Linked DNA regions of Homo sapiens: regions 2 and 3 are each linked to region 1. A link is a loop called in an ENCODE intact Hi-C map of the cell type or tissue named here. Cell type or tissue: mammary epithelial cell. All regions are shown on one strand.

Region 1 (8,000 bases):
TCAAGTCACGTAGATTCCTGCCTGCCTTTTTCTAGTGGGGTGGTAAACTGATTATTTTAGCTGAAACATAAAGAACAGATCAGAGGGAGAGAAACCATTTAAATCAACAATTCTGTAAGGTAAATTTGGTGTAATGAGTCCCTGAGAAGGGACTTGTTCAAACTCGATCCCTTTTCCTGGCTTCTTCTGAATTTTGAGTATACTTCCTACTGTGCACTGTCAAGAGTTTAGTTCCCAATGAAACTAAACTGCGTAAGTGAATTGTATGGAAGTAGAGAAAGAACTAATCTAGATGGATGTGAGCACTGCAAGAGTTTTAACATTTAATCCTGTGTAAAAACAATACAGAAGTTGCAAAACTGAATAGAGATCAGCTTTCCCGTGCATTATGAGATGCAAACCCCAGGATGGCTCCCAGGGTTTGGTTTGCCAAAAGGCTTTCTCCAGACTTAATCTCCAAGTCTGTAGGATTCACATTTGAGTAGGTTAATCTGGGAACTGTCCATGAATTCAGTAAGAAATCCAATAGAGTTTCCAAACGACTGCCACATCTAGGACACTAATATTAAATAGCATAGTAGACTCTAACTAGTGAATTGAGAGAGATAACCTCTCTATATACATGTTACCGGTAAAGGGTCTTGACCGCAAGTTATCCAGGTTCTTGGCATTTCGAACAAAGAATTGGACAAAACGCACAATAAAGCAAGGAAAGAATGAAGCAACGAAAGCAGAGATTTATTGAAAATGAAAGTACATTTCACAGGGTGGGAGTGGCCCGAGCAGTGGCTCAAAGGCCCTGGTTACACAGTCTTCTGGGGTCCAAATCCACCATTGGCCACTTGATGTACACCCGGTGCAAATGAAGCAGTGGCCCACAATCAGAGGCCAAAGTGAAGTTACAAAGTTACACTCCTATGCAAACATCTGCTTGGTTGCTTTCTGCAACCAATCAGAGGTACTTTCAATTTTCCATCTGCCATGTAGAAAGTGTTGCAAAGGGAGTAGCCTCTGGTCCTTTTGTTACTTAGGTGTGGAAAATTGGGGTTTTCCTTTTGATTTAGTTCTAGGAAGTCAGCATGAACTGGCCTTAGGTTCCTTGCCTCCACACCCTATTCTCCTGCCTCAAATTCACCAGATAATAGGATACCTCCACACAGGTATTCTCTCTTTCAATTCTCAAGGATAGTAGGATAGAGGCTATCTCTGCATAGTGGCTTGAATTAGCCCCTACCTGTGTAGAGATATCCTATATCCTACTATCTTTGGGAAGTATTCTGGACTTGGGCAAATGCTCTGACAGTGGCCTCTGTTACCAACATTAACAGCATGTTACCAGAGAGGAATCTGAGAAAACTCTTTATTTGGGTAACATTGATTTTTAACATGGCTCAAACCTGTTATTTCCACAGCTGGCATAGGGAAATCATTAGGTTTCTCTCCAGATGGATAATGATTTTTGTAACTTGATTTACATTTAGGAATTTAAGGTTCTTAATGAAGGTTGACATATTTGTGAATCCAAGTTATTGCGTAGTTCTATTGATGATAGTAGTCATCTTATATGCTTAGAAAATATTCCTTTGGATGGCTATGTTAATTGCTATAATTTTCTTCTGTCATTTTAAATCATTTTTTCTTTGTGAAAACAAAATGTTACAAATCACCATTTTGTACTATTTAGCTGTAAATTACAGTGTATTGAACTAAAATGTTTCAGTTGTAACAAAGGATGGAGAAAATTATCAAAATTTACATCTATACTAAAATAGCTCAATGCTCATTGCCTTTTGTAAACACTGAAATTAAAACAAATAGCTGGGCGTGGTGGTTCACACCCGTAATCCCCTGCACTTTGGGAGGCCGAAGTGGGCGGATCACCTGAAGTCGGGCGTTTAAGACCAGCCTGACCAACACAGAGAAACCCTGCCTCTACTAAAAATACAAAATTAGCCAGGTGTGTTGGCGCATGCCTGTAATCCCAGCTACTTGGGAGGCTGAGGCAGGAGAACTGCTTGAACCCGGGAGGCAGAGGTTTCAGTGAGCTGAGATCGTGCCACTACACTCCAGCCTGGGTAACAGAGCGAGACAGCATCTCAAAAAAACAAAAACAAAAACAAAAAAACCCCAAAACAAATAGCAATAATAAATGAATTTATATCTGTTTACAAACACAATTAATTCTATTGATCTATATTTTTCTGGTCTTTATGAAACCCATTGTTCCTTTTGTGATAGTGGGATAGGTTTAGACTACTTTGCTAACTTTTATCTTAAATTAAACATGCTTGATAAATATTTATACAGTGCCTACAGTTGCTAGGTACTGCAGGGGACACAAAGGAAATACATCTGCTTTTTTGTCCTTAAATATTGAGACTCACATAGAGACATAAAGATTCAGGTTCAGAAACTATTGTCTAGAGATTTCCATATATCTTCATTTGTGTCACCAGACAACCTTTCAAGATAGATAAACTACTTTAGGTAGATATTATAAGGTAGATAGAAAACCAAGGCCTAGCAGTTGACTTGTTAATGTCACACAGTAAGTGAAAAGACTGGGATCTGAAATATGTTCTTTTCAGTGCTAGTCTTACACTTTCAGCAAAATTCAAGGCAGAACAGGGTGAGTGACACAGTGCAAAGAAAATGCCATGGGAGTTTGCGGGAGGTCACACAGAAACTTCTAAAAATTTCCCCATAAGTGATAATAATTTCCCCATGTGGGCTTTACTTTCCTCTTAATAGCCTCCCGCCTGAGGACTTTTGACCCCATTATTCTAGTTATTTCTCTAAGAAGAGATAACTTTGGTAGGTATGCCTTCACTTCTTTGACCTGCTTCTCTCTTATGGTCTCTCATTCTTTTCACCTCTTTTTCCTCTGTATTCTGGGAGAACTGTTGGGGTTAAACTGCCACATCACTTATTCGCTTTCCTGCAGTAATAATTTTCCTCTGTACTGCCTTTAGTACGATTCAAATTCTTCCACAACATTTTTGGTTTCTCTTAAATTTTATTTTGCTAGCTTCTTTTTAAAATTCTGCCTGCATCCAAGTCTATTCTCTTCTTATGTCTCTGTTCCTATAGGAAGGCTGTATTTTCTTGGTTCCTTGGGAAAACCAAACAGATGTTTTCTAAAATTTTCTTCTATATCTTACAAAAAATATTTGTTTAGAGGGTGTTTTTCTTCTGAGTCTTTAGATTAAAAAATTTTCGAAACAAAGACAAGGTTGTATGAGTTACCTAACCGCACACAACCTCTTCATTAGAAAAATGATGTCAGTAATGGTACTCACCTCATACAATTGGTATGGTAAGTAAATGAATTAATACATGTGAAGTATTTGCAGTAGTCTGGGTCCAGTCAGGATACAGAAACCAGAGAGTAGGCTAAACTGGGAAAGGTTGATGTATAAATGTATCAACAAAAGGGTAACTATAGAATATAAGGAAACTACATGGTACCCTACGGTTGAGGGTGGCAGGAAAAAACAAACTTGGAAGGGGCTCAGACCTTGTTGGAGAAGATGTGATTCAGCCCACTGGATAGCAGAGAATTTTGTTGGCTTGGCCAGCCTGGAGCTGACCTGGGACTGCTGGGCAAGCAACAGGCCACCCTCTGGACTGCAGGCTTGCACCCAGCAGCCAGGGGTGTGGGTCTGCAGTGAGAGTCGGGTCATCTTCAGGGATAGGAGCCCTTCAGAGTACATGGGCTGTGTGGGTCTGTGGTGTCTGTGTCCCGAGGGCTGCAGAAAGGCTATTGCCAGGCCAAGTCTTCAAGGTCACAGAGAGACCAGTTCGAGGTCTGTACCTGGAGCAGGCTCTGCCAAAATGGCCTCACACCTATACTGCTAACTCCAGGTTATGCTGGAAAGGGCAGGAGCTCCTCTTCCTTTGACAATGTTCCTCTACTACCATCTACTGGAAAAAACATAACACTGCATTCACTTTAAATAGCTCGGGAATTTCATTATCACAGAGCTATAAACTGAAATGTGTATTCAAAGCTGAGCAATCCTATATTGATAACTGACACAGAACTTAAAATTGTGCCTGGCACATGGTAAATATCACATTGCTAGAGATAACATTTTGCTATTATTATTGCATTCTTTTCTTTGCTTAATAATCTTTGAATATAGAGACATCTATCCAGCTTGGTGTGGGCCAAGAGGCCAGGTATACTGAGTGCCTTTAGTTCTTCTCGGTACTAATTTGAGAGCTAGTAGATTCTCTCTCTCATATCTAGAATGAGCCTTAAGGTTGATGTAAACAATCCTTAGTCACCCTTATAGGCACTGATCTGATGAGCCTATACCCTACCCTTCTAGCTGATTTTCCTGATTATCAGAGGCTCATGTAGTTTGCAGTTTTTCTTTGTACAAATGTAAGTCAAAGATACAACTCCTTCACATGCCCAGCTCCCAGGGCCTGTTTTTTGGCCCTGCCCACAGTGCTTCCAAGATAGAATGCCTCATAAGATGTAATGCACCCTTTCCTCTGCTGGATGCTGTTGGTTCTGTGGCATCACAGGAGTTGCAGTCTCTGACTGGGTATGTGGGGACAGGGAAAGAGGTCATCAGTCTGCCTGAAGCATTAAATTATTCTGGTGCAGTGAAGACATAACTGTACAATTTTCTAGTCAGGCCATTCTAAAGACCAAACTTTTACCTACCTTCTTTGCAGCATTATATTTGCTCTTCTGTTTTAGAAGATGGGTAGCAGAGTTCAGGAACATATATCTCAGCCAACTGCCATACATTCCACTATTAATAGACTATCCCAATAGACTCTGGTTTCCAGAGTTGCAGCCACTGTTTGCCATTTTATGTATCATTTCAAAGATTTTTTTGAGAAGGTGAGAAAAAGGATATTAGAGAACATTAGCATGCCTTTTTTTCTTTTCTTTTAGAGATGAAGTCTCACTCACTATGTTGCTCAGGCTGGCCTTGAACTCCTGGGCTCAAGTGATCCTCCTGCCTCAGCCTCCCATGCCATTTTGTCAGAGGAGTTTTAACCAGAGCAACTCCAACTTAAATAGGGGTTGGGTAAAATAAGGCTAAGACTTACTGGGCTGCATTCCCAGACGGTTAGGCATTCTAGGTCACAGAATGAGACAGGAGGTCAGCACAAGATACAGGTCACAAAGACCTTGCTGACAAAACAGCTTGCAGTAAAGAAGCCAGCCAAAACCCATCAAAAACAAGATGGCGACAAGCGTGACCTCTGGTCGTCCTCCCTGCTACACTCCCACCAGCTCCATGACTGTTTACAAATGTCATGGAAATGTCAGGAAGTTACTCTGTATGGTCTAAAAAAAGGGGAGGTTTGAATAATCCATCCTTTGTTTAGCATATAATCAATAAACAACCATAAAAATGGGCAACCAGCAGCCTTTGGGGCTGCTCTGTCTATGGAGTAGCTATTCTTTCATTCCCTTATTTTCTTAATAAACTTGCTTTTGCTTTGCACTGTGAACTCGCCCTGAATTCTTTCTTGCACGAAACCCAAGAACCCTCTCTTGGAGTCTGGATCGGGACCCCTTTCCGATAACAACTTCTGTTAAATCATGAATTTTTCAAAGTATAAATAATAATAATAGCTACCATTTAATAAGTGCTTGCCATGTAGCAGCTGCCACCTTTTCTCATTTACCTTTAACGTGATACCATGCTGGAATTCAAATTCAGGTTACCATAACTACAAAGTCCATGTTCTATGTTATACTGTACAGCTATACTATTTTACATTTTCTTTTCTTTTTTTTTGGAGACAGAGTCTCGCTCAGTCACCCAGGCTGGAGTGCAGCCGCACCATCCTGGCTTACTGCAACCTCCACCTCCCAGGTGCAAAGGATTCTCCTGCCTCAGCCTCCTGCATAGCTGGGATTACAGGCGCCCACCACCACTCTCAGATAATTTTTGTATTTTTAGTAGAGACTGGGTTTCACCATGTTGGCCAAGCTGGCCTCAAACTCCTGGCCTCAAGCTATCCACCCACCTCAGCCTCCCAAAGTGCTGGCATTACATAGGCGTGAACCACCACCTATAATCTACTACAGACCCAACCTCTATTTTACATTTTCATTCCATATATTTTTTACTTTATTTTTTCCTAGGAAAAGCGTATGGGCTTTGTGATAGACAGAATAATCAGCACCCCAGAAGATATACATAATCCCTGAAACCTGTGACTGTTACGTTACATGACAAAAAATAAATAAATAAATAAGGTGGGGGGGGTGGGTGGGAGCTTTGTAGGTGTGATTGAGTTAAGGCTCTTGAATTAGGGGATTATCCTGGATTATCTGGGTAAGCCCTAAACGTAATCACACTTCCTTATAAGAGAGAAGCGGAAGAGATCTGGCATATAGGGGAGGATAAGGTAATGTGACCACAGATGCAGGGACTGGAGTGAAACAGCCACAAGCCAAAGAATGCCAGCAGCCACCAAAAGCAGGATGAGGCAAGGAATAGATTCTCCCTTGGAGCCTCTGCAGGCAGTGCAGCCCTGCAGGTGTCTGATTTCAGCTTAGTGGAACTAGTTTTAGACTTCTGGTTTACAGAACTGCGAGCATAACATTTTCTTGTTTTAAGAACAAATTTGTGGCCAGGCGCCATGGCTCACGCCTATAATCCCAGCACTTTGGGAGGCCGAGGCAGGCGGATCACCTGAAGTCAGAAATTCGAAACCAGTAACTCCGTCTCTACTAAAAATACAAAAATCAGCTGGGCGTGGTGGCGGGCACCTGTAATCCCAGCTACTCGAGAGGGTGAGGCAGGAGAATTGCTTGAACCTCAGAGGCGGAGGTTGCAGTGAGCTGAGATCACGCCATTGCATTCCAGCCCAGGTGACAAGAGTGAAACTCCATCTCAAAAAAAAAAAAAAAAAAAAGAACAAATGTATTACAATAGCCACAGAGAATGCTAACTGGTTTCTAGAGTGTCAACTCCAAACTGTTGGTGGTTTCCAAAGTATACACACTAGCTCAGTGGTAGAGGAGGTGGTGGAGTATCTGCTGTGGGCGTGGTTCATTAGCTCCACAGTATTCCATCTATTAATACTTGTCAGAAGGGATCTTATAACTCATTGAATGTATCTCATCCAATGTATCAACTTCCCCTTCAACATTCTCTTCAAATGATTGTCAGGCCTCTGCTTACACAACTTAGACAAGTCCCCCGATTCTGCTTCAAACAAGTCCTCCCACTGGCAGAGGTTTCGCTACTTTTCAAGGTGTGGGATCCATACTTAGACAGCTTGACTAATCAGACATTTTTTCCCTGATATTTAATGTCAATCTGCCCTCTTATAGTTTTCATGCATGGGCTCTGGTTGTATACCCTGGAGCATCAAAGAATATGTCTATTCCCACTTCCTCAGGATAATTGATGAACTTTACCTCCAGCCAAATCATACTGTGAACTCAAGAAATTCACAATCAACTAAAACCCTTAAGATTTTGTTCATGATTACTATTGTTAAACCACATCTACCCCCATATGTTTTTGCAAAGTTAGTTTTTTGGACCCAACTATATTCTACACATACCCCTATGAAACTGGACCATGTTAGACTTGGTGCATTGTTTCAGTTTATAAAGATTCTCTTTGATCCTGGCTCATTTATTTACCCATCCCAGTTTCATATTGTATGCACCTAAACCAGCATGCCATGATGTCAATATCGAACTCTTTAATAAAAACTTTGAAAGGAATTAGGCCAAGGAGAGCCTAGCAATATAGCATTAGAAACCTTTTACCATGAATTAAAAAATTCCTAAGCACAATATCACTTTTTTATCCATAAGGATATCATGAGAATCTTTACCAAATGTCTTGCTAAAAATCCAAATAATACCATATCAATGTTATACTCTTTATCCATTTATGCAGTTCATACTTGAAAGTGCTATTTGAATTTGCTCATATATCAAATTGCTTTATAAAATTTAAGTCCCTTTATACTTATTCAAGGAATCCAGTGGCCTAATAAGC
Region 2 (8,000 bases), 1.2 Mb before region 1:
TTTCATACACCCTGAAGTACTTAGGAGTAAATGGGCACAATGTCTGCAACTGATTCTCAAGTGGTTCAGAAAAAATATACACACACAGGCACACAGCACATATATGCATATGTAATGGGGATATAATGCTATGTATATGCATATAATGGTGTGTATGTAGATGGATGGATGGATGGATGGTAGAATAATAAAGCAAAAATGAAGCAAAAGGTAAATAATTGGTGAATCTGGGTAAAAAATATGCAGGAGGGGTTTGGACTAGTCTTGCAATTTTTCCATAATTTTTGATAAAGCTGAAGTTTATTTTTTTAAAAATCCTCCAAAAGACCCCCCAAAAGATTGGTGTCAACCTCCATCATATCAGTTCAGGGTGTGTAGTCTTAGGCAGACTGGTTTGGCCACACTTCCCGATCAACTAACAGGGAACAAGTGAGATGAGGCTAACGAGGCACCATCCTCCCCTTTGGATCATAGGCAGAAAGGACCAGAGTGGCAGGCGGCCCTCCAGCACATGAGGCTCATTTCTCAGTGGAATGGCCAGGGACAGCCCCAAGCCACAACAGACTCACCCCCACATACACACTAATACCTGTGGAGGGGAAGCCTGGTCTCCTCTGGCCCCTGGCACTCTCTATCCGGAGGCCCTGCTATCTAAGATGTGTTCTTAGTCACAGTGCTATGAACCTCGGACTTCTTGCAGGAGAACAGGGAGAAGAGGCCTCAGAACATTAGTTTGCAGCTGCAGCTCCCTCTCCTGCATGTTTTCATGAAGGAAAATACCGTTAGACATTAAACACCCAACGTTCAAAATCTTAGACACGAAGTTGGGAGAAAAGGGAATTAGTACTCATCAGATTTTTTGCTGAAAAATGAGAGATAGTTTTAGGGGGCGGGCCCAGTGGCTCACACATGTAATTCCAGCACTTTGGGAAGCCAAGGCAGGTGGATTGCTTGAGCTCAGGGGTTCAGCATCAGTCTGGGCAACATAGCAAAACCTGGCCTCTACAAAAAATTACAAAAAAAAATTAGCTGGACATGGTGGTGTGTGCTTGTAGTCCCAGCTCCTCAGGAGTCTGAGGTGGAAGGATCATTGAGCCTAGGAGGTCAAGGCTGCAGTGAGATATAATCAAGCTATGATCGTGCCACTGCACTCCAGCCTGGGTAACAGAGTGAGACCGTGTCTCAAAAAGAGAAAGAGAGAGAAAGGGAGAGTTTTAGGCTAATTTAAACAGAAAACATTTTTGAAAGATTATTTTATTGTTACAAGATGGACTGTGATTGATGTAAAAATACCAACAGACACAGTAAAAAGATATAATTCCTCTAAATATAACTAGAAGACACAAGAATTTCACAGCATGACCACAGCTGTACAATACAGGACGTTAGCCGTGTTCAGAGTCAAGTTCCTCCTGCCTTCGAGTGCCCAGGAAGCTGCCCTCCTGTCAACAGTACCCAGCCACAGGAATGAGAATCCTACTAGGTCCTCTGATAAGCTCATTTTGTCATTATTGCCTTTAATTCCCCAAGTGGCAATCCCCATCCTAAATGCTCTAGAAGGCTCGTTTCCATCCTGGCTAAAATATCCTGATGGGCTGACATGATCCAACCAACTGCAAACTGAGAAATAACGTCTCCAACTTGCCCTGCGCACATTTTCTCCCTCCTCTCAGGAGCCAATGTGAGCCAGTCCCGCACATTCCAGAGCAAATAGTGTCTGGACTGAATCGATGGCTACTTGTAGGCCTCTCCAGGATCCAACCATCCCACGTAGGTCTTCTCGAAGTGCTGTCCACTCAGAGAAGATCTGGCTGAGGAAACAGACACACAGAGGCCACGCAGCCAGAACCACAGCCCAAATCAGCCCATAGGAACAAGGTGGGGAGACCACCACTACTGCCCCCTGCTGGACACTGGGCAAACTCCTTCGCGGAACTCACAAGCCCTGTGTGTCCCGGCACCTGCTCTCTTCTCTGGCCCCATCTCCCATCACCATCCTCATCTGACAGTCCACACTACAGCCACCGAAACTTCTCTCAGTTCCCAGCCAATTACTCAGTCATTTTGGAGCCCTCTCCCCTTCCTATCCTCTCTCCGTCTATCCATCCACCCTTACACTAATTGAACTCAGCTCTCAGGCCCCAGTTGATGACTTCCTCCCTTAGGGCCAGGCACGGTGGCTTACACCTGTAATCCCAGCACTTTGGGAGGCCAAGGCAGGTGGATCACTTAAGCTCAAGAGTTCAAGACCAGCCTGGGCAACATGGTGAAACCCCGTTTCTATGAAAAATACACAAAGTAGCCAGATGTGGTGGTGCACACCTGTAGTCCCAGCTACTCAGGAGGCTGAGGTGGGAGGATCACTTGAGCCCAGGAGGTCAAGGCCACAGTAAGCCATGATCACACCACTGCACTCCAGCTTGGGTAACAGAGAGTGACCCTGTCTCAAAAAAAAGACTTCCTGGCCATGCGTGGTGGCTTGTGCCTGTAATCCCAACACTTTGGGAGGCCGAGGCAGGTGGATCACTTGAGGTCAGGAGTTTGAGACCACCCTGGCCAACATGGTGAAACCCCATCTCGACTAAAAATACAAAAAAAAAAAAAAGAAGAGTCGTCCGTGTTTGCACGCACCTGTAATCCCAGCTACGCAGGAGGCTGAGGCAGGAGAATCACTTGAACCTAAGAAGCAGAGGTTGCAGTGAGCCAAGATTGCGCCACTGCACTCCAGCCTGAGTGACAGAGTGAGACTCCATCTCAAAAATAAAAAAAAAAAATTAAATGTAAAAAGACTTTCTCAGTGTATGTGGTATATCCAAGACAATAGAATATCATTCCACCTTAAAAAGAAGGAAATCAGTTGGGCACAGTGCCTCACACCTGTAATCCCAGCACCTTGGGAGGCCGAGGCACGTGGATCACGTGAGGTTGGGAGTTCAAGGCCAGCCTGACCAACATGGAGAAACCCCATCTCTACTAAACATACAAAATTAGCCAGGCGTGGTGGTGCATGCCTGTAATCCCAACTACTCAGGAGGCTGAGGCAGGAGAATTGCTTGAAACCAGGAGGCGGAGGTGGCGGTGAGCCCAGATTGCACCTTTGCACTCCAGCCTGGGCAACAAGAGCAAAACTCCATCTCAAAAAAAAAAAAAAAAGGAAGGAAGGAAGAAAGGAAATCCTGTCACGTGCCACAACATGGATGAAACTTGAGGATATTATGAGGATATTATGCTAAGTGAAATAACCCAAGACTCCCCAAATCTGGGTGAGGATCCTCAGTAATTTGTCTCCATAGCGCTTACCACAGTGAATTGCAATGGCCTGTTGCCCATTGTCTATGTCCTCTGTAAGGACAGTACAGTATCCTGTTCACGGTTGAAGCCTCAGTACCCAGCATTATGCCTGGCACGTTATGTGTGGTCACAAATAATGATAGATAGACAGATAGATACATAAATAGATGGGTCAGTTCATGAGGAACTCAGTATCAGACTCCAGAGGGCTTTGGGATCTGGAGTCATGACTGCCTGAGATCCAAAACAAGACATTTTGCCAGTTTTACTTGTTTATGCTGAAAAGCATCAAAGGCCTTTTGAAATAGAGGTTTCCTTTTCCATGGCTAAATTAGGGGTTTTCTTGCTTTGAAATAACAATACTGCTTTTTGCCACGTGGTGGAGCCAATACAACATCAAACGGGCCCCAGGAGGCGCCATTTTACCGTCATCACCTGCCTGGGCAGGACCACCCGCTATAGCTCACAGTGAAGAGCATGATTGTGGTGTAATAACTTTATTACTACAGGCTTATTTTTGTTGTTCAGGAAATCTTGGTGACCTTTAAAACTTCCCAAGACACACAAATCATTCCAGTTGCACAAAAGGATGGAGCGGGTTATTTTCTCTCCAATGAGAGCCTGTCAACCTGTTGGTGCAGAAATACATGTGCAGGCTGTGTTTAATTGTGAGTGGGGGTTGGGCGCGGTGGCTAACGCCTGTAATCCCAGCACTTTGGGAAGCCAAGGCGGGTGGATCACCTAAGGTCAAGAGTTCGAGACCAGCATCGCCATTATGGTGAAACCCCGTCTCTACTAAAAATACAAAATTAGCCGGGCGTGATGGCAGGCATCTGTAGTCCCAACTACTCGGGAGGCTGAGACAGGAGAATTGCTTGAATCCAGGAGGCAGAGGTTGCAGTGAGCTGAGATCATGCCACTGCACTCCAGCCTGGGTGACAGAGCGAGACTCCTTCTCAAAAAACATAAAAAGTGAAAATAAAAATAAAAATCGTGAGTGGGAATAGACTAGGAGAAGCCCCCAAATTATTGTATCTTCATAAAGCCAAGCTCACACTTGGGAGGCTGAGGCAGGATAATTATGGAGGCCAGGAGTTCCAGACTAGCCTGGGCAATATAGCGAGACCCCATCTCTACACACACACACACATATACACACACAAATTAGCTTGGCATGGTGGTAAATGCCTGTAGTCCTAACTACTGAGGAGGCTGAGGTGGGAGGATCACTTGAGCCCAGGAAACGGAGGCTGCAGTGAGCTATGATCATGCCACTGTACTCTAGCCTGGGTGACAGAGCAAGGTCTTGTCTCTTAAAAATAAAAAATAAAAAGCCAAGTTCTTCTCCATCAGGGCCTGCTTCTGAAGAGTGGGCAAGCAGGACCATGGGCCTACAGTCCTGCTATCAGAAGAAGTTCTCATGGACCCTGGAACACCTGTGATGGGGCTCAGGAGCCTCTCCACCAGAGCTGCCTAGAGCCCTACTCCTTCCCCACCAGCCTGACCACCACACTCACCTCTTTCACCCTTCACTTCCAACCCCTCCAATTGCCCTTACAAGGTCCTATAGCAGCTAGTCCCTCCCCACCTCTCGGCCTCACCTCTGGCCTCTTCTGGCCCTTGACAAAGATTCTTTGCTTGACCAAACTTTAGTGAGCCTCCTGATCCTTTCCTAGGCCCATCTGTGCACTTCCTTGAAAAATTCAGTTTTAACGAGGACCCTGCTAAGTCAGTTTAGCTAGAACCCCTCAACACCTTGCTATCTGATCATCCCCAATATCTAACTGTGCTCCTCATCCTCCACCATCTAGGTGATGTCCAATGACCCTGTCCTGTCTTCAGCAAGACTCGGTTAGGGGGTTTAGCCAGAATCCCCCTTATTCTTTACGTTTACTCTTAGTAATTATCTGTCACTGACCCCCACTCTGCTTCTTGGCTATGCATTCCCACCTGGCCGTGCCATATTCCGAGTTGAGCCCAATCTCTATCCACCCCGCAAAACCCCATTGCAGTGGCCCCTATGCCTATTGCAACAGTCCTGAATAAAGCCTTCCTAATCATACCTCAACAAGTGCCACCGAATAATTTTTTCTTTTCTTTGACACCAATCTCACATTACTACCACCACCCTCCCCCAGGACCCTACTCCCAGAACACACTCAACCACCCCCATCCCTACATAGAATGCTCAGGGCGCCAAGGGGGCGTCCAGGGACTTCATGGTTTCTAGCACTTTGTAGTCCACCGAAATGCCCCCAGGAGTGGCAATCAAGTGGAGAGGCTGGGCTGTGTGTTGATGGCCAGTCTGGTCCCAAGTAGACCCCATAGAGATGTCCTGGGCCCTTCATCCCCCCTCCACACCAGCACCAGCACCCACAACTTAGGGACAGACCAGTCAGCCCCAGAGAGAGAGAGAAAGAGAGAGAGGGAGGAGGGAGCAACAAGAAATGCTTGCACAGCTCTGTTCTGCAACATTCTTATCTTTCTCCTAGAGGAATTCAAGCATTAAACCCTGGGGGAGGAATCTTCTGGTTCTCTTGTAAAGGAGGGTACACTCCACCCCACCCTAAACTCAGACATTTGAAGCAATCCTAGTGGATAGTAAATCTGGGCTCCTCAAAGTTCTCAATTCAGGGACTCCTTTAGCATGACACAGGGCCCAGGGAGCATTTCCCTCACCCTAAATCAATGATTCTGACATCAAAGATGCCAACAAGTTTTCCCTGGGAACGCTTTGTGCCTATGACCCTTCGTTCAACAAACCTTTACCAAGCACCCACCAGGTGCCAGGCACTATGCCAGGATCACAAAGGTGAACAAGAAAGACATGGTGTCTCATTCAGAAATGGATGGGCTAGCGGGGAAATGGACACTAAATATTTGTATCACCAGGTGATACGCGCTCTCACAGAAGTTACATAAAACGTGCCAAGATGACAGCTCTAATTATTCACTATTGTGCTTTTCAGTTTATATTCAAGTCCACATTGCAGAATACATGTTAGAGAGCACTTATGTCTTGACATGACTTGCACTTTTGATCAGTCCATAGACTGCTTGAGTGGAAAGAAATTCCTCTAAGACACTCCCTTCTGAGTATGAGTCAGAAAGCTGAGGTCTCCCCAGCATAGCCGGGTCAGGGGCAGGGTGACAGGGCCTCCCGACACACGCAGCATCCAAGCAGACTGAGCAGAGCCTGCAGAGCGGGCAGCAGGATGGGACCTCTCCCGAGAGTCTGGAAGCCCCAGCTGGCTCCGGCCCTCTCTAGGGCTGCGGGACCCTCCCTTCTCTGGCCTCAGCTTCTTAGCTGCCTTGGTTAGACTGGACAGGAGGAGACAGCTCTGCCCTCCTTTCCACCTCTGAGCTTATGCTCTTGTGAGTCTCATTCTTGCCATGAAGAATTGAAGAATCTTTGTGCTCTGAGTCAGAAGCTATGTGGCCGCTTTGCTAAAATGTGACTCAAACACAGCCTCAGCCCTGAGGCCCCTTTCATTATATTCCCTTATTTGGTCCCAGGCAGCATTTCCATATTCTCTCTGGGGAGCTGGTGGGCAGAGCCTTTCTGTGGGCCAAGGAGGAGCTCAGGTGCCAGACACTCAGACTCTGATGGCTCTGTAGCTAACTGGCCCATCCTCAGAGACTAACGCAAAGGAACGAATTTCCAGGATGTTCGACTATGTGGAGAAAACAAAAAAAAAGCAAAGAAAAAAATATTTTTAAAGAAAGAAAGAAGGCCAGGTGCAGTGGTTCACGCCTGTAATCCCAACACTTTGGGAGGCCGAGGCAGACAGATCACCTGAGGTCAGGAGTTCAAGACCAGCCTGGCCAACATGGTGAGTCAATACTAAAAATACAAAAATTAGCCAGGTGTGGTGGTGCACACCTGTAATCCCAGCTACTCAGGAGGTAGAGACAGGAGAATCACTTGAACCCAGGAGGTGGAGGTTGCAGTGAGCTGAGATCGTGTCACTGCACTCCATTCTGGGCAACAGACTCCGTCTCAAAAAAAAAAAAAAAAAAAGAGAGGGAAGGAAGGGAGGGAGGGAGGGAAGAAGGAAGGAAGGAAGGGAGGGAGGGAGGGAGGGAGGGAGGGAGGAAAGAAGGAAAGAAGGAAGGAAGGAAGGAAGGAAGGAAGGAAAGAAGGAGGCTGGGCGCCGTGGCTCACGCCTGTAATCCCAGCACTTTGGGAGGCCGAGGTGGGTGGATGATTTGAGGTCAGGAGTTCAAGACCAGCCTGGCTAACATGGTAAAACCCTGTCTCTACTAAAAATACAAAAATTAGCTGGGCCGTAATGGTGCACACCTGTAATCCCAGCTACTAGGGAGGCTAAGGCAGGAGAATTGCTTGAGCCTGGAAGGTAGAGGTTGCGGTAAGCTGAGATCGCACCACTGCACTCCAGCCTGGTTGACAGAGTGAGACCCTGTCTAAAAAAACAAAAAAAAAGAAAAGGAAAGGAAAAGAAAGAAAAAGATGGGAAGAAACAAAGGAAGGAAAATAAACTACATTATATGGAGAATTATTTGGACACCATCAAACTTCCACTAGCTGTCCCTGAAAACCGAAATTAATATGCTAAAAAATTACTATCTCTAAGTCCATAGAAAAGTCTCCTCTGTATATACATCAAGAAGAGAGCAAAACGGGGAGGATAGGACATAACCCACCTCCCAGAGAGAGAAGCAGCCCGGCCAGTGGAAGTGTCCTGGTG
Region 3 (8,000 bases), 69 kb before region 1:
GATCTGGATTAGGACTCCTTTCTGGTAACAGTTGTACACCATAAATACATACAATTTTTACTTGTCAATTTAAAAAATTTTTAAAAGAGAAGAGAATGAGAGAATGAGTCAGTGATCATAATTCAAAAGTGGGCAGATCATGAGGTCAGGAGTTCGAGACCAGCCTGACCAACATGGTGAAACCCCGTCTCTGCTAAAAATACAAAAATTAGCGGGTATGGTGGTGCACCCCTGTAATCCCAGCTACTCAGGAGGCTGAGTCAGGAGAATCACTTGAACCAGGCAGGCGGAGGTTACATTGAGCTGAGATCGCGCCACTACACTCCAGCCTGGGTGACAGAGCAAGACTCCGTCTCAAAAAAAAAAAAAGCATCTTCCTTGTTGACATGGTCATTTTCCAAAATGAATGATACCATCTTTACACTTATCATCTGGTGCTAGATTGAAGGTGCTCTCCTCTGAAGCATTTACCTACAGATCTTACCTGATGGCTGCCTTTTTGAAATCTGTGTCTGACGACTGAGGGGTCACCATGTTATTGCACCCACACACACGGTTGAGATGGGGCCCAGGTAGCAAGGGTCTTTGCCTACTGTATCATTGAAGCTCAAAAGCACACACAGAGTTTCCATATTGTATTTGGATCACTTTGGTGAACTGGAAACAGTAATCTGGCTGTGAGGGTAGTAGGTTTTCCCAGTGGGGAAGATGCCCCCCTAACCACAGGCATCCCATTGGTGTGAAGAGAAATGAGCCAGGAGCTTTCATCATCATCGGACCATCAGACCACACACATGCGCCCTCACACTCTGCTTCTAAATGCCCTGAATGCCTTAAAGGTAGAGAAAACACATTTTCTTTGGTTGTGAATCTGTGGTATGAACATAAGCAGAGGGTGCTACCTCCTTTGCCTTGTTTTGATATTTATTTGTTCAGGGACCATGTATTGAGAGGTATCTACATGCAGACACTGTGTTAAGCTGAGAGCAAATCTGGGGCAGAGCACAATAAATAGTCAGTGTTTGTGGCTTTTAGATTGATGAGCAAATATTCACACAAATAAATGTTCAATTCATTGAGTTGTCACCCTTTTCAACCTCAGACTGAGCTCCAGAATGGGGACTAGGCCATTTCACCTCTGCACCCCAGCATGCAGCCCAGTGTTTGGAGGAGTGGGTGCTGAGAAGTTGGCTGAAAGCACCATCCTCGTGCTGTCTAATGTCAGCTCCTGCAAGGGAAGCTCTTGGGTCCTAGCACCAAGGGTAGAGGTCACTGTGGTTGTCCTGCCAAGATATGCTCTCCTGAGGTGGCTGTTGGAGGAGCGGCGCGTAGAGACATGGAGTGCATCTCAGAGCTCAGACCTTGGCCGCTCCTCTGGGATGGTCGCAGCATCTCTCTTCCTGACCACACTACAAGGGTTGGTGACCAAAAGGAATGTTTGAGCCTTCAGTAGTTACAGAAGTGAGGCCCTAAGCACTGCCCATCCAGTGCAGGCTTGGAATGGGGGTCGTTCCAAGGTGTCCACAGTCAGACCCACCTGCTCCAGGGTGGCTGAGAGCATGAGAAAAGGTAACTTGCTCAGAGTGCTCAGTACTGACCTATGCTGGTCAGTGACAGCTGCCAATAAACAAGGGGGTGGGGACTGTGCCTCCCAAGGTAGGCCAGCCTAACTCTGTAAAGCACTGTTAGTTTAACTGTCCCAAAGCGAGCTATGGACAAGAGCCTTGAAGTCCAGTGTTTTATAATGGGCATAAACACAAGGTGCCAGCTTGGAGGACTTTCTGCTGATGCCCTCAACAGAGCCAGCTCTGGCATAGTGCCCTCTGCTGGTGATGTGGATCCATGCTCGGCAAGCCCGGGAAAAAAGGCAGGTCAAGACACTTTGAGACTCCTTCTCAGGCCACCACATGGTGTTTAATGATTATTGTTATATTCTAAGTTGATAGAAGTGCACTCTGGCCCTTAGCTGGGGACCAAAGCAAAGGAGTGGAGAGGAGCTAGGAGGGCAGTAGCAACACGGGGACACCCTCTAAGCAGCAGCTCAGCCCGTCCCTGCCCTGGCCTTTCAGCCCCTCACTCCTCCTGAGTCCTCTCAGCTCACTGCCATGAGGTGTTCTATGTTTCCTCCACGGGGCTGGGGGATCCGAAGGCAGGCACTACTTTGACTTTCTGCATCTGGAGGCCACAGTAGGTACTGAATACACCTTTGATGGAAGGGCTCATCACCTGTTCCGTTCCCACACTGTTTCCATGACAAATGACTGAATGCAGACTGTGCTCGAGAGGCTCGCACAGCAGGGCCGCTCCCACTGCTCTGTTGCTTAAACAGGAAAGGGTCCAGCCTAGGGCACCGAAGGCAAAGGAGCAGAGGGGGGTTCTCTCAATTCAGTGAGGGGCACAAAAGGCAACCCACCCCCAGCTCATCCCTGGGAGCCCAGAAGCCCATGAAGAAGGCTTTCTGGAGTGCCCTGGTTGTCCAGCATGGTACGGACAGACGGTGGGGCTAGTCAGCAGTAGCACACCTTGGTCTCCACTGCATCTGGGTTTGAATCCTTGTGCTTTCACTTGCCAGCTCTGTGCCTGTTAACATCTCTGAGCCTCTGTTTTCTCATCTAAAAATAGAAATGATGATAATACAGTCCTTTTCTGAGGACTACGTGAATTTAGTTATGTAATGTGTCACCTAAAATGATGCTTAACACATAGTCAGGGCTCAAAACCGGTTGTCATGGCTGCTGATATGGCTATTCCTAGGAACGTTGCAGAGATGTGGGAGATTCAAATGAATCCAAAAATTTAAATTCCGGCCTACCGTTACCTACAGTTACCTGCAATACACCATAGATATCGTGAAATGGAATAGAACAGTTTCAAGATGACATTAATATTTTAGTTTTTACCCTTTGATAAATCGCTTCGCATCTTTGGGTCTTGGTTTCTTCATGAGGAAAATGATGTAGTATAATTCAGTAATCATATGCTACATATAGTAATCATGCTAGGATCCTGAACATGAGATCATATAATACAAACCTAATCTAGGCAGTCCCAGCTTCTTGCAAAGTTGCATTTCCCCTACTCAATTATTCAGTTCTGAATATACATATGTACGTATATACGTGTGTACGTATGTACGTGTGTACGTGTGTACGTATGTACGTGTGTACGTGTGTACGTATGTATGTATGTTACTGCCTGCTGCCTTACTTGACTGGTTTAGAAACCAAGCGTCAGCCTGATTTATGCTTCCTGATTTTTCTTGGACAACTGAGTCAGCATTTCATCTTATAAGGTCCCCATCTAGTGGTAGTAAAAGAAAATTGCAAGGCCGTAAGTCCCCTTTTCCCATCTGCATTCCTGGTCCATAAAAGTGGGACAGATATGAATGAATGAATGCTGAGAATGGGACGAATCAGGTAAAACCAACTCAAGATGTGAGTTCTGAGTTGGGTCTTGAAATAAAATGGCAAACATAGATTGCCAAAGAAGCATTGTGAACTTTCCTGGTTGGAGGTAAGTCATGCACTAAAGCTCTGCATTGAAAAGAAGGGGAGTTTGGCATTCTTGGCCAAAAAAGCAACTGTTTGGGTGACAGTGGAGGGGCCATGTTGGTTAGTTGGGAATGACAAGAATGGTATAACTGGGCAGAAGAGTTTAGACTTGATGTGACAGTTTTCTAAGATGCCAAGTTGGTCTGTTACAGAATCCGCAACATATCAGTAGGGTTCCAAATCACACTCTCAAAAGCAGTGTGGCCCATGCCCTTCTCTATGGGTCTAAGGCTCTCTTCTTAATGGCTTTTATAGAGCTGTTACCCTCCCTCTCAACTTCTGTTAAGTGCATGGGTTTTGGATTCAGAAAGTCACCCTGTGTTCTTGAGAAAAGTATTAACTTCATTTTTCTCATCTGTAAAACTGCAGGAGGATGCAGGTTGATGTGAGGATTAAGTGATGTGATCTGAGCATGGAACCTAGTGTACAGCCTGACACAAAGTATAGCCCAATAAACAGCATTATGAATGCCTTTCTTTCCTCTCATGGATCACTTCATTGTCCCCTTCCTTTGAGTTGCTTATTTTTATAAAGGTCTCTTTTGTGTCACGTTTGTGAAACAGGATGTTAAACACAACTTTTTGTATCCTCTTAAGGCTTTAGCAAAAGCACTGGGGGCCAAGAACAACAGGTGCTGCACTATAAATGCAAAAATTATGAAACCAGCTTTGACCCCTATCCCATCAGCCACCTGGCACATATGTAAGAAAAGGCAAAGGTTTCATCAAGGGGTTCAAGAGGCCAGGAAAGGGCTGCCAGGATGCAGTGCACCACCCGCTGCCCCACCCATGGGGGCTGAGGAGGGAGGGCCTTTTCCTTCTCTGTCAGCTCAAGAGAAAGAAACCACCAAGAGAAAACTCACCTGGAGACATTGTCATGGGCTCTCTGGCGTTTGAGGGATCAGCCTGAAAATAACTGAAAGAACTCTGCCCCCAAAAGCCTTTCTGCCAGGCTCAGGCGTCTACAGCAGAAAGAAACTGGGGACACTGTTGGAAGCAGTGGCTGGGGTGGGGTTGGGGATGAGAAGCTTGTACATGGTCAGCTGGAGGACCAGCTACACCAGGGAAGGGGGTCCCCAGGAAGAGCATTCTCCGAAACCCATCAAAGCTCTCAGTCACAGCCAGAAGGCCTTTTCTGTCCCATGCCTCCCCTCCAAACCCCTGAACCACGCTGGAAAGGCCCCCAGGGAGGTAGAGAGTGAGACAAAGAGGAGTCTAACCCCTGAGGGAGGTCCACGCTGGAGCAGGAGGGAAAATTTAGATTGAATGGGAGTCTAGGGTTTTGATAATAATCGCTGGAAATCTAATTTTATTAGATTACATTTTATTAACTGTAAGTAGTCAGAGGAACTGTTATTACTAAAGAGTAATTAGAAAAGCTATGATACAAATCCAAGGTTCTATCCAAGGGTGGAGTGGTAGGGATAATGAATTCTTCAGGAGGGGTGGGCTTAAGGGTTAATGTAGCCTCAGAGTCCAACTTATTTAATAAACTGGTAACAGGTGTATTTATCCCATCATTGTTAGCTTTGCTGTAAGTTTAGGAGTTGGCTTTTATCCTGGGAGGACTATGTTGACATGACTCTATTATAATAACATAAATCTTCATGTCTCAGGGATTGTTGCATAATCCTGCCTGGAAACACAAAGATGAAGTAGACTTGATTATTCATTGATATTTATTGTTAATCTGCACTGTAATCAGACAATTAATACAACAGAAGAAGGGCTTTGGGGCATATAGAGCTCAGTTCAAATCCAGTCCCATTACTTCCTGTGTACTTATGTGCCCTCGGTTTCATCACCTATGCAATGGGTATTATTCACGGGTTACCCTTGAAGAGTTGCAAGGATTTGATGAAATAATGCATGTCAGAGACCCAGAATGGTGGCTGACACGAGTACAGTGCCTAACCTAGTCAGTGAATAAATGTGGCTGCTATTACTGTATAGGGCAGAGGGTTAAGCCCTATGGGTTACAGAATAATGCACAGTCTCTCTGTTCAAAGAGTTTACATTCTGGGGAAAGGTAGATGAAATGTGTATATGTATAACTTGCGCTGTCAGTTTTTGATGTAGGCTATTTATTTACCAAGGCTTTACTGATTTCTTTGTAGACAAAGTGGATAATTGGCACTTTGGGAGGCCAAGGCGGGCAGATAGATCACAAGGTCAGGAGATCAAGACCATCCTGGCTAACATGGTGAAACCCTGTCTCTACTAAAAATACAAAAAGTTAGCTGGGCGTGGTGGCAGGCACCTATAGTCCCAGCTACTTGGAAGGCTGAGGCAGGAGAATCACTTGAACCCAGGAGGCGGAGGTTGCAGTGAGCTGAGATCGCACCACTGCACTCCAGCCTGGGCGACAGAGAAAGACTCCGTCTCCAAAAAAAAAAAAAAAAGGTGAATAATTAGCATTGGGTGTCCATTTTCTCAGGCGAATTTGTAGCTGAATGAAAGACTAAACCCAAATAAACTTTAATTAATAGGTTTGATGCAAGAGACAGAATTAAGCAAAAATGATCCTGGGAACTTACCCTAAGTTGTTTGAACAACAAGCCAGCTGGGATTTGGGGCATCCCTTTCTCTAGTAGGGTGTCCCCATGGCATCCTCCCTGGAGCAGATGGGACTGCAACATCCCATGGGCCTTAGGGTCTCCAGGCACTGGCATCTTGCTTTCCCCCAGGAAGCTCCTGAGAACAGCTGGCACCCAAATCCAGACTGCCCAGTGCCCAATAAGTTTGTTCTCAGACTTGCCCCAAAAGAATAGAAAGCAGCTGAGGGCCAGGTCCCTCCCCTGGAACAACCTCCATGGTGAAGTCAGCTGTAATGCCCTGGCACCACCCACCTCTCATGAGGATAGTGGGAGAGAGGGAGCCCTGCCTTCCCTTGTTAACTCTCATTTTGTACGTTTGCTTCATTTTCTAGTAAAGTCCATTTCTTCCCCAGTCTATGTTATGTTGTGAAATTCAACCAAGCCTTAGTACATGACTCTGAAGGAATCTGCCTCAGATGAAAATGGGTTAGTTTTAACTGGAGAGGCAATTTCTTACAGCCTACCACGAGCTTTGTCCATCACAATGCTCTGCTAAGTGATTCAGCTTGGATAAAGATTTGGAAGGCAAGCTGCTCAGACCTGTAGGGGATATGAAGCTAGGACAGTGTGAATGGAGAAACCCCTGGAGGGCCAAGTCAAAATACTAAAAGAGCTCAATAAGATCTTTTTAAAATGCTGGGCCCATACATTAAAGAGAAAATATCACAAGATCAAATTAATTTGGGTTAAAAACATTATAAAGTACAAAATGGATGATATGATTTGGCTCTGTGTGCCCACCCAAATCTCACCTTGAATTGTAATAATCTCTACGTGTCAAGAACGGGACCAGGTGGAGATAATTGAATCATGGGGGCAATTCACCGATATTATTCTCATGATAGTGAGTCAGTTCTCACAGGATCTGATGGTTTTATAAGGGGCTTCCCCCTTCACTTGTCTCTCACTTCTCTTGTCTGCTACCATGTAAGATGTGCCTGTTTTGTCTTCCGCCATGACTGTAAGTTTCCTGAGGCCTCCCTAGCCAAGCACGACTGTGAGTCAATTAAACTTCTTTTCTTTATAAATTATTCAGTCTCAGTTATGTCTTCAAAGCAGCATGAAAATGGACTAATACAAGAACTTATCTTAATAGCAATTCTTATGAAAAATATCTGAAAGTTTAGTAGACCCAAGTTCCATATGAACCAGTAATATTATGTGGTTGACAAAAAAGCTGACTCAGCCTCCGGTGATGGAAATAAGAGAGACAGAGTTAGTTCCCCCAAGTTCTCCACTGGCTGGGTCAGATCTGGACCCAGTGACAACTTGATCAACATTCTGGGGAGTGCAAAAAGAATGTTGTAGGGTTTTATGGGGAAAGATTTAAAGAGCTGGAGAAATTTAGCTTGAAAAAGGCAGAACTTCACTATCACCAAACAGCTTTCTTAAAATATTTGAAGGGCTGTTATTCAATTGCCCAATAAAAAAATCCACTGTCACACTGAAGGAAAAATGTAGATTTGTTTTCAGTATGGTTTCATGGAACAGAACAAGTACAAATTGGTAAAAGTCATAGGAAAACAATCACCAGAGCCAAAACCAAACCAAAACAAAAGCTTTTAGACATTTATTGCTCCAAAAATGTGACAAGCTGATTCACAGAGAAGTGCCCTCCTTAGTGCTAAGCCTGGGGGATGGCCATCATAAGAGAGAGTCTGGAGAGGTCTTTGAGCTGTACCAAAAGGGAGACTGTAAGTCACCAACCCAATGTACATTCTGCCCTTCTTCAGTACAAAATCCTCATTTTATATGGGGCATCAATGTGCCTGGCCAAAAACCAGTGCCTTATTGCTAGGTGTGGCCACATATCTAAGTTCAGGACAAACAGTTATAAATGAAAGGGTTTTGTG

What was found. Hi-C counts contacts between places; a loop is a spot of excess contacts. Peaks named below come from ENCODE experiments on the same cell type or tissue, not always from the same donor. Only the 100,000 strongest peaks of a DNase experiment are listed, where the experiment ranks them.
Region 2: it touches region 1 in a loop (20-fold over the local background); 5 of 110 quality-filtered maps call a loop at or near these places.
Region 3: it touches region 1 in a loop (6-fold over the local background); 13 of 110 quality-filtered maps call a loop at or near these places.

What each region holds. Positions count from the first base shown.
Region 1 is chr1:224,918,820-224,926,819 of GRCh38, forward strand. All of the region lies in intron 1 of LOC105373109 (a long non-coding RNA gene), which reads right to left. LOC124904524 (a long non-coding RNA gene) reads right to left here and starts at 5,417. Exons shown (of 2, transcript XR_007066899.1): 1 at 4,679-5,417; 2 at 718-3,924. In mammary epithelial cell, a CTCF peak has its summit at 3,919 (motif pointing left); no DNase peak of the experiment used is centred here.
Region 2 is chr1:223,694,708-223,702,707 of GRCh38, forward strand. All of the region lies in intron 1 of LOC105373281 (a long non-coding RNA gene), which reads right to left. It also overlaps a transcript of CAPN2 not described here. Among named protein-coding and RNA genes, the nearest start is that of CAPN2, 14 kb to the right of the region's middle. RefSeq lists an enhancer at 6,379-7,225. In mammary epithelial cell, CTCF peaks have their summits at 1,905 (motif pointing left) and 3,689 (motif pointing right); DNase peaks (open chromatin) are centred at 6,404 and 6,724; H3K27ac peaks cover 2,710 bases.
Region 3 is chr1:224,849,845-224,857,844 of GRCh38, forward strand. No RefSeq gene overlaps it. Among named protein-coding and RNA genes, the nearest start is that of DNAH14, 76 kb to the right of the region's middle. In mammary epithelial cell, CTCF peaks have their summits at 1,825 (motif pointing left) and 3,308 (motif pointing left); no DNase peak of the experiment used is centred here.